Linked DNA regions of Homo sapiens: all the other regions are linked to region 1. The links are chromatin contacts, found by Hi-C in ENCODE. All regions are on one chromosome and are shown on one strand. The core of a region is the stretch at or near the end of the contact, and the rest is flanking DNA. Distances in the headings are between cores, read along the strand shown.

Evidence for each region. Hi-C counts contacts between places; a loop is a spot of excess contacts on that map. Pooled maps may share reads with other maps.
Region 2: a map of CD8-positive, alpha-beta T cell shows a loop between it and region 1 (13-fold over the local background). The contact joins the promoter of LAS1L here to the promoter of IGBP1 in region 1. A Hi-C loop is called at or near these places in 2 of 168 maps with a recorded cell type or tissue (CD4-positive, alpha-beta T cell and CD8-positive, alpha-beta T cell) and 9 of 50 pooled maps.
Region 3: a map of B cell shows a loop between it and region 1 (20-fold over the local background). The contact joins the promoter of JPX here to the promoter of IGBP1 in region 1. A Hi-C loop is called at or near these places in 3 of 168 maps with a recorded cell type or tissue (B cell, CD4-positive, alpha-beta T cell and naive thymus-derived CD4-positive, alpha-beta T cell), 1 of 37 single-sample maps with no recorded cell type and 9 of 50 pooled maps.
Region 4: a map of naive thymus-derived CD4-positive, alpha-beta T cell shows a loop between it and region 1 (32-fold over the local background). The contact joins the promoter of CHIC1 here to the promoter of IGBP1 in region 1. A Hi-C loop is called at or near these places in 1 of 168 maps with a recorded cell type or tissue (naive thymus-derived CD4-positive, alpha-beta T cell), 1 of 37 single-sample maps with no recorded cell type and 7 of 50 pooled maps.

Annotation. Positions count from the first base shown.
Region 1 is chrX:70,131,901-70,135,443 of GRCh38, forward strand. It overlaps IGBP1 (immunoglobulin binding protein 1), which reads left to right and starts at 1,547. Exons shown (of 7, transcript NM_001551.3): 1 at 1,547-1,640; 2 at 1,823-2,235; 3 at 2,623-2,916. The coding sequence starts at 2,048. RefSeq lists an enhancer at 1,966-2,425.
Region 2 is chrX:65,532,869-65,536,411 of GRCh38, forward strand. LAS1L (LAS1 like ribosome biogenesis factor) reads right to left here and starts at 1,919. Exons shown (of 14, transcript NM_031206.7): 1 at 1,612-1,919; 2 at 742-867. The coding sequence starts at 1,847. RefSeq lists an enhancer at 2,014-2,193.
Region 3 is chrX:73,942,565-73,946,107 of GRCh38, forward strand. JPX (JPX transcript, XIST activator) reads left to right here and starts at 1,760. Exons shown (of 5, transcript NR_024582.1): 1 at 1,760-1,901; 2 at 2,020-2,098. RefSeq lists an enhancer at 1,785-1,884.
Region 4 is chrX:73,561,670-73,565,212 of GRCh38, forward strand. It overlaps CHIC1 (cysteine rich hydrophobic domain 1), which reads left to right and starts at 1,528. Exons shown (of 6, transcript NM_001039840.4): 1 at 1,528-1,911. The coding sequence starts at 1,616. It also overlaps the pseudogene MAP2K4P1. RefSeq lists a silencer at 1,448-1,507.

The DNA.
Region 1 (3,543 bases), core at 297-2,796:
CTATCTTTTTCTTTATATTCCCTGCCAAGCCTGACCCTGAAAGGTCAGTTTACTAGAGGTGCCAGATAAACCAAATAGGTAATTCGCCAAAGCCTCACTTCCTTCTTAGTTTATAAAGCAGGGGTTGCAAGGGAAGGTTTATTAGAATCACCTGGGAAGCTTTTTCAACCTACATGTGTGCCACAGCCTCCTCTCCCTCTTAGGAAGCACTGTTCTAGTTTGGGGCTTCAATCTGTCCCACATTAAAGGTCTTCATCTTTCTAAATCCTACCCAACTGAAGGTTAATGGAGTAGAAACAATTGAACGCAGAAGTCACTGACTTTGTCACAAACTGGCTGGACAAGTCCCTTAACCTTTCTGGTCTCAAGTTTTTCCTCCGATTTTGGGGGTTCCCTTTAAACTTTGACATTCTTCTATGTGACCGCATGTCATGTCTAAGAAGCCTTCTGAACTACTCCTAGCATGGGATGACTTGCCCTTTCTTGCTTTTCCAACAGCCTGTGCAATACAACATATCACCTATTTTATACTGTCCTATATTGCCCTCTAGTTGTTTTTTAATGAAGCTTTTTTTCTTCTCAACGATATGTAGTTTAAAATACTAGTTTAAAAGTTTATTTTCAGGGGTAGACAGTGTGCCTGCTACTTAAATCTCCTAGGACAATTCAGGCTGCGTCCTAAGGTAATCAGTATGTATTTATATTGCTTTGTTCAAAACAATGACGTCCCTTCTTTGAAGTCCTGAAATTATGTTTTCCATCAGTTCTGTCCAGTAGAAATATAATGGGAGCTACAAATATAGTTTTAAATTATCTGGCAGGCACATTTACAAAGTGAAAAGAAAGAAGTACAATTAATTCTAATAATATATTTAATCCAACATATCCAAAAGACTATCATTTCAACATGTAGTCCATGTAAAAAGTATTTACATTTTTCATTCTTTTTTTTTTAAATGTCTTTGAAATCTGGGGTGTTTTTTACACTTGCAGCACATCTCGATTCAAAATAGCCACTTTCAAGTGCTTAGTAACCACATGTAGCTAGTAACTACCTACTGAACAATGCTGTTCTGCATAAGTTGGCTGCTTTCCAAACTGATCACTTTTTTTTTTTATTCAGATAATGACTGATACTGAGTACTCAGGCTAGCCAGAGTGGTGCAAAGATGAGTCAAATTCATTCTGATAAGAGAGATTTGTAAGTCACTAGCAATTATACAGCGTGGTAGGTGCCATGATAGAGATGCATAGGAGAAACCCAGACTTGGCGGCTGAAGGGCACAGGGTGGAAGGCGGTAGAGAGACAAGGAAGGTTGCACAGAAATAACATTTGATGTAGGAACTAAGTGCACGAAGGGAAGCCGGCTGTGCGGTGACCGGAGTTGCAGGTTGCCAATCTTGCTGAGGGGGGCTCCACCGGACGCCGGCCTACGGGTCGTAGGCGTGTGTGGGGTGAAGGGGGAAGAGGACGGGAGAGGATTGGCTGGGAGGAACCCGGAGCTCCATCTGGTGGGTGGACGGAAACCGCAGGGGGGCGCTACTTGCACTTCGCGCTCAAGCGACCGGATCTTCAAACCGTGGGAGTGGTGCGGCGGCTAGAGTCCCTGGACTCCTCAACCTAGGGAGCTACTCGCGAGGTAAGGGGCGCGCCAGACTGGCTCCTAAAACGCACTCGCTCGTCCGCACTCCTCGCGCTCCGAATTCAGCCTCGCCTCACCCGGGCTTCAGAGCCCACAGAACTTCTCAGCCCCGTGTCGGCGACGAGGAGCTCATGGTAAAACAGCGCCTAGGGTTTTGCTTGTTTGTTTGCTTTTAACAGATGCCTACGACTTGTAACGGGCTGCCTGGTAAAATGAGTCTATGGAAACGGTTGCCAGGGCCGGCTAACAGCGGCTCCCGGAAGTCCTTTGATGCTTTGTTAACAGTGAAGCTACTGGACCAATGAGGTGCTTCTTCCGGTTTTGTCCGCGCTCGCCTAATTCTTCTTTATCAAGGTTGCCTTTGACCCCGGAAAAGAGATCTTCCGGGTTCCTCTCTCCCCAAGATGGCTGCTGAGGACGAGTTACAGCTGCCGCGGCTCCCCGAGCTGTTCGAAACTGGTAGACAGTTACTGGACGAAGTAGAAGTGGCGACTGAACCCGCCGGTTCCCGGATAGTCCAGGAGAAGGTGTTCAAGGGCTTGGACCTCCTTGAGAAGGCTGCCGAAATGTTATCGCAGCTCGACTTGTTCAGGTATGGGGGAAGATAGTAATAATGGCTGAGAACGAAGGTAATAATGGTTACCAAGGGTGGAGCCATTGCGCCTGAGTGGAGGGGACCTTTAGTGGTGAGAACGTTTCGTTCCTACTTACCACTGCGATCTTGTGTACATTGTTTACATTCCCCACCTCTCTTCCCAGATGGTTGATATCTTACGACTCTGCTTCCTAGCGTCTGCTGATTGCATAGGCATTGGGTGTGAGCCCTCAGCCACTTTCATTGAGTGAAACTGGCCGCTGTTCCCCGTGCCTCCTCCCTCTGGTCCACTCCCAGCCCAGCCTCCCACTCCGTCCCCCAGAAAGCAAGGGCCACAATTTGAATGCCTAGTCAGGCTTCACTGCCTCCTTTTTGCTCTTCCAGCCGAAATGAAGATTTGGAAGAGATTGCTTCCACCGACCTGAAGTACCTTTTGGTGCCAGCGTTTCAAGGAGCCCTCACCATGAAACAAGTCAACCCCAGCAAGCGTCTAGATCATTTGCAGCGGGCTCGAGAACACTTTATAAACTACTTAACTCAGTGCCATTGCTATCATGTGGCAGAGTTTGAGCTGCCCAAAACCATGAACAACTCTGCTGAAAATCACACTGCCAATTCCTCCATGGCTTATCCTAGTCTCGTTGCTATGGCATCTCAAAGACAGGCTAAAATACAGAGGTGGGTCAATAGCTATAATATGAGGCCTGCCCAATGGCGGTGCTTTTCAGGGGCATGCTTTCTTGGCGGGTGGTGGGGGGCCAGAATGGTATGTGTCACTTTCTTGGTTCTTATTGAGCATAGGCCCTAGGGAGAGCAAACTTTCCTGAGTTTTTCCAAGAAGCCTCTGCTTTTGTTGAGATGATTATACCTACTTATCAGACCCTTACTACCTTATGGTTGGCAACAGCAGCAATGTAGTTTAGCAGAGTGTCTCCCAACCTTTTCCACATCACATCATAGCAATGTTCATATGGTACAGTGGGGTAGATGTCTCTGAAAGGCAAAGCTAGGCCATTTTATGGTCCACTGATTGAGGAGCTCTGTTCAGACTACTGGAGTAGATGTGTAACATCCTGAACTGATCTTAGTCCTGGCACAGCTTCATTGTGTGACCTTGGAAAAGTTGCTTACTTTCTTAGGTTTTTTTTGTTGTTGTTGTTTGTTTTTTAAACAACATTTAATGGGTGGTCATGATGTCTAGGAACTATGCTAGGCACTGGGGATACAAACTGTATAGGTATTTGTGTGAGTATGAGTGGTCCCTGCCTTGGAGGAGCATACAATCTGGTGAGGAAAACGGGCATA
Region 2 (3,543 bases), core at 669-3,168, 4.6 Mb before region 1:
TCTAGGATAAATAATAATGATACAATGTAACATATTAGGCTAGAACATAATATGTTATAAATGCTGCAAAGGACTACATCAGATAATGGGGAGCACAGCTAACCAATGGAGAAAATAAGAAGAGAAAGGGAGGATCTCAAGGCAGACAAGGGGAAATAGATAAGCAAAGACTTTGACAGATATGAAAACTCAGTAGCAACCTTTTTTTCCGACGTGTATACAGCTAGAACCATTATGAGTCACTTTGTAAGTCAGGAATTCCCAGCCCATGTCTCCACTTCCATAACTCAGCAATCTTTCAGTGTTCATGAGGGAGAGAAGGGGAAAAGGGTAGTGCTAGGAATAGACAGGGACAGGGTTGGAAAGTCCACATTAAATCACAGGCGAGGACCCTGAGCCATTCAGACAAGTTCCTCTGGGTGAGGAATTCAAAGGTAAGAAAAAATATCAGACCACCAAGAGACCCACAGAGATCACCTGGTCTGAATCCCTTCCTCCACATTCCAAGATAGAAAGAAAAATGGAAGAGAAGGCTTTCAGGAAAAAGGAAGAAAAAGAGGAATGCGTTGACGAGGGTACCAAAAGCTGATAAGTCAAGCAATAATCACAGGCTGATCCACAGTGAGGTACACGCAGGGTTTTGCTTCAGGTAACACCTGAAGCCAAGTTTTGCTTATCACATGCCTCCCCTGCCTCCAGTCCCCAAAGCCAACCTCCACCCCTACCCCATGCAGGTCTTACCTGACCAATGCCATGCCATAGAGCAGTCTAAGTTCATCAGTGCCCAAGCCACCAGTTACATCCAAGAGCTTACAGCGTATCAGGTCAGCAGTAGAAGCCACTGCCAGAGGGAGTTCGTTGCCTGACCTAAAGGGTCACAGTCCAGCACCATCATAAAGAGCCCTTACACTGGTCCACCCTCCACCTCAGAACCTAGGTTGTTGCAGGCTACACCCATCATATTCTGGTTCAAGAGAGCATGAACAGACACAAAACAAGAAGGTGGGAGGAGACACGGTAATGTCTGTGGGATCCAACAGTATACAGGGCATGAGGAGCTGACTAGGCCGTATACAGGACACCTAACTGGTAGACTGTCCATCAACAGTTGTGTGGACACACCCCTTTCTTTCACCCCCAAATCAACTCATTGAGCTAGAGGAGCCCCTTATCCCTTGTAAGTCGGCTCCCAACTCAATCTTACCAACTGGACTGAGGCGCCCCACTCAAACACTGTCTTGCAGGCAAGACTTCCTCCCCATTGGAATCGGAAATCTACCCTAGGGTACTAATCTACTCCTTAAGCCCTGGCTCAGGCCTCACTAGTCCCTCCGGCATCCTCTCCAAGTTGGGAGAAAGTCACTTTTTGGAGGTAATGGGTAAACCTCACAGATATAACAAGAGAATTGTTGAGGCACAACCCCTTACTTTCCATTCCGCTAACGGGATTAGCGCAAGAGATGGCTGCCGCGTTCCCCCAGGCATTTGGGAGAGGGACAACTTTAGGCGACTTAGGGGAAGACTGGAGAACAGGGCCTTATAGAAACTCGACAAAGGAAGAGGTGCAGCGCCACCAGCACGCAGGCAAAAGGGCCGAACCCGCCACCTTACCTGCTCCTCCACACCGTGATGCGGTTAAGCGCGTACCGCTGCAACTTATGGTCGTCACAGAACAGATAAACCGTCACCTGGTCCCACTCGGCCCTGCTGAGCCAGGCGACCACGATGCCGTGGGCCGAGAGTGGCAACGACCCTTTCCCTTTAACGCACTTTCCGTACCACGCACTCCACACGAGATCCATCCCCTGGGAACCTAGACCTGGCCCGGCCCCGGATTCCCACGACATACTGAGCTCAACAACAGGCTCTGTGCCGCGCCGCTCCGCACAGCCTTCAGCTCAGCGTGCTACCCTCACTCCGAACCGCCACCGCACCAGCAGCCAATAGGAGAGCGTGACCCCATACGCAAGCCCGCCTTCCAGCGTCAGCATGGCCAATCGGAACGTCAGAATTGGGCGCCGACCTAATGACATGCGGGGTTAAAAACTCACCGGCCGGAAGTGTTCTTTTCACAAAGCAAACCCTCCAGGGGCAAGAGTTCAGCCTCTAGGTTCCGCCAATTTCCTGGTTGCTAACCGGCTTCTGTACCAGACCGGAAGCGGTATGTCTTCACTGCAAGAGGAATTTTATTTTGCTCCCCTCGGCGGGTGGCAGCTTGATTGTAGTCATCCAGTGAACTGAAAATGCGATTTTAAGTATATTTTTATTGCCGTGAATCAGGACCTAACCTAGTAAAACACTGGACACTGAAGCAGGGCTACAGAGGAAATATCTCATATCGAAACAGTTACAGTTGGGTTGAAAAAATCTGCTTTTGTGGCAGGTAACCAGGGGCCCTGCCTTTTAAATTAGTACCAGCCTGGCCAGGCGTGGTGGCTCACGCCTGTAATCCCAGCACATTGGGAGGCCCAGGCGGGCGGATCACTTGAGGTCAGGAGTTCCAGACCAGCCTGGCCAAAATGGTGAAACCCGGTCTCTAGTAAAAATACAAAAATTAGCTAAGCATGGTTGCACATGCCTGTAATCCCAGTTACTCAGGAGGCTGAGGCACAAGAATCGCTTGAATCCGGGAGGCGGAGGCTGCAACAAGCCAAGATCGCACCAGTGCACTCCACCCTGGGTGACAGATCGAGACTCTGTCTCAAAAGTAAATTAAATAAATACATACATAAATAAATAAATAAATACCAGCCTAGAGACCTGAGTTTTACTCTAAATTTTGCCACTAACTATGTGGACTTAGACTAGTCTCAGTTTTCCCATCTGTACAGTGAGAGTTGTAGACTGGTCTCTAGGTTCTCTGTCATAGCAGAAAATTGTAGAATTTTACTCTGCCAACATTCCACTGCTATGTTGGTTTCAACATCCACCAAGGTATACTTAGTTTTTCTGCAAAATTCCTTGGTATTTTGGAGTTCTGGGAGAAAAGCGGTATTATGAAGTTCCTCCGATTTTACGAGTTGACTGAAATATGTTTAGGACTATGTCCCAATCCTTCTTGCAGAAGTTATTTTCCAATGTAACACTTGAGAGAGAGAGAGAGAGAACTGTTGCTAACGATCTTAACAGCATTGCTGTGAGTGGCACTTTTACGCTTCACAGCAACAAATCCCAATTCATCCTCTATATGTGCTTCTTTCTCCAGCCAACTTTTCCTAAGATATAGTCTGCCTATAGTTATTTTATTTTTCTTTTTTTCTTTTTCTTTTTTTTTTTGACATGGCGTCTGGCCCAGTCGCCCAGGCTGGAGTGCAGTGGCACAATTCTCGGCTCACTGCAACCTCTACCTCCAGGGTTCAAGTGATTCTCTTGCCTCAGCCTTCCAAGTAGCTGGGATTACAGGCGCCTGCCACTATGCTTGGCTAATTTTTGTATTGTTAGTAGAGACAGGGTTTCACCATGTTGGCCAGGCTGGTCTGGAACTCCTGACCTCAAGTGATCCACCAGCCCAGGCCTCCCAAAGTGCTAGGATTACAGGCATGA
Region 3 (3,543 bases), core at 510-3,009, 3.8 Mb after region 1:
AGCTTAGAGACCTCTCCACCTCTATTACTGACCTTTGAACACGTAACTGGTTTTATGTGGTGTTTTTGGTGTTTTACTCCAAAATGTCCATATGTCAATGCCCAGATGTTTTATACAACTGTGTATCATTACCTTCCTTTTGAGGGTGACGATATCAAAATAAAGACAGAAAAGTAATGATGCAAATGAATAGAATAAGAGGTGTTCTATGTGGGGGTCTCGTAGAAAACCAGAGACAACATTAGTGCATAGAGAGAAACTATAGCTTTGGAAAGGGATTAGGACCTCTAAAGTGTCTTTTCCTTACCGGTGAAGCACAAGCCTTCCCCCAGAAACCTGCACCACTCACACATAATGCTTCACAAACAAGTTTTGGCCTCGGTTTTTTCATACTTTTGGGGCTGGTATCCAGCTAGTGTATTTTCCCTCATGGAGCGGGAACAACAGAGATAAAGGTTTTGATAAATATAGAGGCCTCTTAGAAGTGTCAGGACTGAATCTAAAAGAGCTGAATCTAAAAGAAGAGGGAGGCTGGGTGCGGTGGCTCACGCCTATAATACCAGCACTTTGGGAGGCTGAGGCGGGTGGATCACTTGAGGTCAGGAGTGCAAGACCAGCCTGGCCATGATGGTGAGACCCCCGTCTCTAGTAAAAATTAGCTGGACATGGTGGCAGATGCCTGTAATCCCAGCTACTTAGGAGGCTGAGGCTGGAGAATCGCTTGAACCCAGGAGGCGGAGGTAGCACCGAGCCAAGATCGCGCCACTGCACTCCAGCCTGGGCGACAGAGCAAGACTCCGTCTCAAAAAAATAAAACAAAAATAAATAAAAGAAGAGGGAAGATGGAAGGACTTTTAGGCTCAAGAGCAGCATCTCAACTCTTTTTTTTTTTTTTTTTTTTTGAGACGGAGTCTGGCACGGTCGCCCAGGCTGGAATGCAGCAGCACGATCTCAGCTCACTGCAACCTCCGCCTCCCGGGTTCAAGCGATTCTCCCACCTCAGCCTCCCAAGTAGCTGGGATTACACTGAGATTACAGGCAAGCGCCACCACACCTGGCTACCAACTCTTTTATGAAGACTCTTTTGTTTACAGAATTAAAGGAAGCACCTTGTTCTGAATCCAGTTTTGCCATTGACGGACTCACTGTATGACTAGGCCAAAACCCTCTGGTTTCTGTTTTCCCATTAGTTGGTTGAAGTACATACACCCTCATCTATCGGAACACGGGGCTTAGTAAAGTGAAAAGAAGTAGGTTCTAGCTCATTCTAGCACTTTTGGAAAATTGGGTCACCTCTTTGGGCCTTAATTTCGTCATCTATAAAACAGGAAAAAATCAGTCCTCAGCTTACCTGATGTTGCAATGACTTAGTGAGATAACAGAAGTGAATGGCAGCTTTGTCTATCATACTTGTGAGGTAAAGTTAATGAGAGTGAGAGATCTGGAAATAGGGAAGAAAGAAAGGAGTCGAGGCAAAGCTAAAAGAAATTTGGGTTGGGAAAGGAAAAAAGAAATGAAGAGAAAGAAAAAGGAAAAGGGAATTTCAAAAGAGATAAAGGCTGTGAGAGGAAGTGCAACAGGTCAGGAAACTGGGGGAGGGTCCACGGCAACGGCTGCGGCACGGCAACGGCTGCGGCACGGCAACGGCTGGGGCACGGCAACGGCTGGTGCATGTTGCCGGCGGAGGCATTTAGGTAGTGCACGACGGCTGGGCGCCGGGCCTGTTTGGCTGTGACGCCCACCCCCGGCTTTCATCCGCCTATGCCCTAGGGCTAGTGGAAGACTTAAGATGGCGGCGTTTGCACGGAGTGCAATCACTGCGTCCTTACGGGGGTTGCAAGGCGTCCGAAGTATGAGTCCACTAACAAAAGTCCAGAAACTCGCCAGTTAATAGTATTGTGGTGAGTGATGAGCCTCACGTTGGCTAGAGAAGTGGCCGTTAGCGAGGCTACACACTTTGGGATCGCGTGGCCTGAGTCGGGGGAGTAACCGGCCTGTATTCCATTTTTCTCTCTCCAGTCTCTTCAAAATATCGGAGAATAATTTCTTTCTCGCTGATCGCCTAACTTCTACTGACGAAGCTTGGAAGTTGCAGAAGGTAGCTCCTAGGAGGGATATATGGGTCGTTCTTTCCTTTTTCCTTATTTAAATGGGTTTTTATTGACACCATGTCGCGCCAAAATGGATTCCATCTCCTCAGAGCTTTCCTAGGAACAGCCTAACCTCTTGGGCCTAACTTTATTTTTTTTTTGTTCTGCCTTTCATGTCCAGACTTATTAGTTTTAATTAATTTGTTTGTAACGTATTCATTATGCACTAGATTAAACAATTTTTTTCTGTGCCCACTATACCCCAAATGTGGAGTTTTGGGCAAAAACTTAACATTTGTTCTTGAAGCATCTCAGAGGTGTGTGTGTGTGTGTGTAATCTTTGGGGGACTTACATTGCCAGGTTGATTACTCACTAAGAAAAGAGCTAGATTTCCTGTTTTCAAATCTGTTGGCGAAATTAAGTTTATGTTAAGCATAGCATGTTTACTATATATATGGGGAAGACAGTTAAGAGTGACATCTAATATGTTGTTAAATGCTTATGTGATTAAAGTAAATTTCATGCATTACCGCGGAGTATGAATTGCTGCAACCTTTTAGAAAAGAATCTGGCAATATTTAGGGAAATAAAAAATACAGATATCACTTGAACAAAAACTGGAATTCAAAAGTCTGACTTTTAAGAATCTATCCTACAGAAATAAAAGTACCAGTATATAATGACGCATGAACAAGGATACTTTTGTACTATTTTGTTCTTGTGACAACTGGAAACAACCTGTGTATCCATCAATAGGAGAATGTTTGAGTAAATTTTGGTACATAAATATTATGAAATATTTTGACTTTTGACCTAGAGAATCTTATGATGGATGGTTATGTGAGAAAAGTAAGTTGCAGAATAGTCTAGTATGAGTCCTTTTTTTTTTTTGATGGGGTGATGAAGGAATGCAAGATTAACTTCTTTATCTTTTGGAGGAGACGTTAAATATATTATGAAATACTTAAGACATATACAGATATACAAGGAATAATACAATGAACCTCTCTTCTCACCACCCAACGTAAAAAAAAAATCAAACATTAACGTGACAGTTGAAGTTCTCTGTGTACCCATCCCTGATTGCATCTCTCTCTTCTCTCATCCCCAGAGGTAACCATTATTTTAAACTTAGTGATTTTTACCATGCATTTCTTAAACTTCTGTGACATAGCAACTTCTAGCATGGATTATTTTTTGTAAATATTGAAGATGAATTTTTAAAAAAAGTCAATGAAAGAAGAAAGCAAGTGTCTATCTGACTTTTTTTTTTTTTTTTTTTTTGAGATGAAGTCTTGCTTGTTGCCCCGGCTAGAGCGTAGTGGCGCAATCTTGGCTCACTGCAACCTTCACCACCCCAGTTCAAGCGATTCTCCTGCCTCAGCCTCCCGAGTAGCTGGGATTGCAGGCGCCTGCCACTGTGCCCGGCTAATTTTAATTTAATTTTAATTT
Region 4 (3,543 bases), core at 278-2,777, 3.4 Mb after region 1:
TTAAAGTTCCCTAAATAAACCAACTTTTGAATAAAAATGGGCTTTTCATTTTAATAACACATACTCCTTGATGATAATGGTTTGATTCATTTCTCTTACAGAACTAATTTCTTCCTACTTCACACACATTAAATGCTTTGTTTATACTGATAATGTCGTGCTCATCCTAAATTAAAGTTTGACTATGTCTGTTTCCCCAGAGACACACCATCTGATTGGGATGCAGCCGTAGAGTAGCAGAAAGAGCAGTGAAGCTGGTATTAGAATGCCTGGATTACAGTGTTTGTTCTGTTACTTAGCAGCTGTGTGACTTTACTGTCTTAATGATATGGATTTTTGTGCTGCTGCCAAGTATGAAACAGTTTGGCACACTATTTAGATACGCAAAATATGTGATCCCCACAACATTTTAGTGAGTGTAAAGAAGATAGGATAGACCATTTAAAATGGAAAATTTTGAACAAAAGGTCACCATAGACTTGAATAAATTACTTAAACTTCTGAGACCCACTTTTGTCATGTAATAAAATAGATATAATGATACTTACCTCTCAGGATTAAGGGTTAACTGAAATATTGTATGTGAGGGTCTAGCTCAGTGTCTGGAAAATGGATGATGTTAATTAAGGTTTCCTTAGGTTGGAATGCTCCTTTCACCCCCTCCATCCGCCCCCTCCCCCAAAAAACACTCCAAAATTCAAACATGCATATTCTGATTCATCTTTTAAGGAAGAGCCCAAGAGGCACCATTCTACAAAATCTTTCCAAACAACTTCAGGCAGTACAGCCCTTTGGTTAAGAGTACTGGGCTTCTGGAATCAGAAGAGACCACCAAATTTAAAACCAGGTCTCCCATTTAGTAGCTCCCTGACACTGGACAAATTACTTATTTTCTCTGCACCTAGATTTCCCATCTGTAATATAAAATCATCATGATACATACCTCATAGGGTTGCAGAGGATTAAATGAGATATACATACAGAGCACTTAGCACAGTCCCTGAGTTAATAAGTCCTCCGTTAAGTATTACATAGGAGAAGTAGTAAAAAGTTTCCTCTTAAGTAAAATGCTAATAAAAGTGCTTACCCTGCCTCCCAAGATTGTGGCAAAGTTATGACGCAAGGCTTTTAAACTGTAATGCTGAACAAACGTAAGGGATTGGTATATACCTTGAGATATTTTGGACAAAGTTCTAACCTTACTTTTATACAATATGCTTTCTCTCACCCGCCTGCAGTTGGGTTAATAATGCCCAGCATTAATTAATAAGCAATAAAATCAGAAGATACCCCGAATACAAGTAGCTGACGCTCAGAGAGCAGTATTAAGGCGAGCACCCGCAGACCGGACCTGGATAACTCCTTGGAGTTCACCTCTAGCGGCCCCCTCCCCTTGGAGCTGCGCAAGCGTACACTGACTTTGCTCCTCTCTAGTGCCCCCGCCTCCAGCAGCCGCCCCCCCACCCCCCCGTCTGCCCAACACGCAGGCGCGTCTCCTCAAATCCTGTCCCTACACCCCTCCTCTTTCTCTTCATTTCGTTCCCCCTCCTCTTGCAGCACCTCGGCAGGTTCAAACTCTTCTCCGGGAGCGTGGCGGCGATCGCGAGGTCACGTGATGAGCATCCTGCTGCCCAACATGGCGGAGTTCGACACCATCTCGGAACTGGAGGAGGAGGAGGAAGAAGAAGCGGCAACGTCGTCGTCGTCGCCGTCGTCGTCGTCGTCGGTATCTGGGCCCGACGATGACGAGGAGGATGAGGAGGAAGAGGAGGAAGAGGAGGAGGAGGAAGAAGAGGAGGAGGAGGAAGAGGAGGAGGAAGCGCCGCCCCCGCCTCGGGTAGTGAGCGAGGAGCATCTGCGGAGATATGCTCCCGACCCTGTATTAGTGCGGGGTGCCGGCCACATCACTGTGTAAGCGAGAGGGGGTCTTGGGACTTGAAATGCCTGAGATTTGGCAACAGAGGAATGAGAAGTGATCGAGGGGCCTGTGGAGTGGGGGAGGGTTGACTGATTGACTGAGGCGTACACTTAGGAAAGGACACCTGGTCTAAATGGGGAAACCATGGGTGGATACGTGTGAAGGAAGTGAGGAGAATGTAAATATGATGCACCAATGCCAGGTAAAGAGTGAGTATAGGAGAGGGAAGTTAGGGGTTTGGGAGCCAGAGCGATTGGAGTAGGGGTGAGTCTCCTTTCTTGTATGTATGCTGGCAAGTGAACAGTCTCTAAACTGCAGGATGTACCAGAGGGTTTTTTGCTGACAAGATTGATACTTTGTGGGAAACAGCAATTGCTGTGACATGTGACAAGAACTAGGCTTGCATTCTTCAAAACAGAAACATGATATATTTTGTGAATAATAATAGAATGTTCATTCACCCACGTATTCATCCATCCATTCTTCCTATCGAATCCTTCCTTATATATCACTCGATTAGAGGTTCAGGATGAGAGGCAGCTATGGAAAGTAGAAAAAGAAATGGATTGAGTCAGGGCTCTTAGACGCTGGTCCCGGTTTTGCTTCTTACTGGCCCTGTGACCTTGGTCAGGTTGCTTTTTCTCATTTCTGCGCCTTGATTTCTTCATCTCTAAAATGAAGGGTTTGGAGTAGATGGTTTCTAAAGCTTTTCAGTTCTGAGATAATTTACCTCCAAGGGATTTTGTATGCCCAAGTATGAAATATACAGGCATTAAATATATATGGAAATTAATACTTTGGGAGCTGAGCATAATTTCTTTAAAATTTATCCAGGGTGGTTTTTTAAAAAATTGAAATCTTGAGGAAAAATTGAATATTTCAGAAAATAAAATGGGGAGGGACTTCATAACAGCTACAAGGCAAAAATGTTGATGATTCTCCGGGATTTAAAGAGTGCTTCCTCATTTTTATTTGCTTGGACCATAACTATTTGGAAGTTTGAGTACTGTGTCATGTTCATCCTCTGAACTATGCTATCTTTTACTGCATTTTCAAAATAGGTTGCCTTTTGTTGTTATGTCATGCTGCCTCTGGTTTTGATAATGGCTCACCTAGTCCCTTTGACTTTCAATTGAGTTCATGTTACATTAAATCATATATATGCTACCTCCCTTATATTAGCTTCAATTTTTAACATGTTGAGTTTTTTTTTTTTTTTTTTTTTTTGAGACAGAGTCTCACTCTTTTGCCCAGGCTGGAGTGCAGTGGCGCAATCTTGGCTCACTGCAGCCTCTGCCTCCCAGGTTCAAGCAATTCTCCTGCCTCAGCCTCCTGAGTAGCTGGGACTACAGGCGTGATATGTTGAGTATTTTAATTGTAATATACTTTCGTAATCTTTGCATCAAATATATTAACAAATATTTTGAAATTGGGGAAGTGTTGGGGGAGGGTTTTAGAGCTGCTTTTTGATTAGGAAATTTTAAGACAATTTTTCTTGGTCCAAGAATTTTGCAGATAGCCTACAATATTCAGATGCCAACTTATTGCACGGTTTTACTTCCATTCCTTTTGTCACTAGGGAGACAATTTATTACTCAAACTAATTATGATGGCTGGTACCAAAG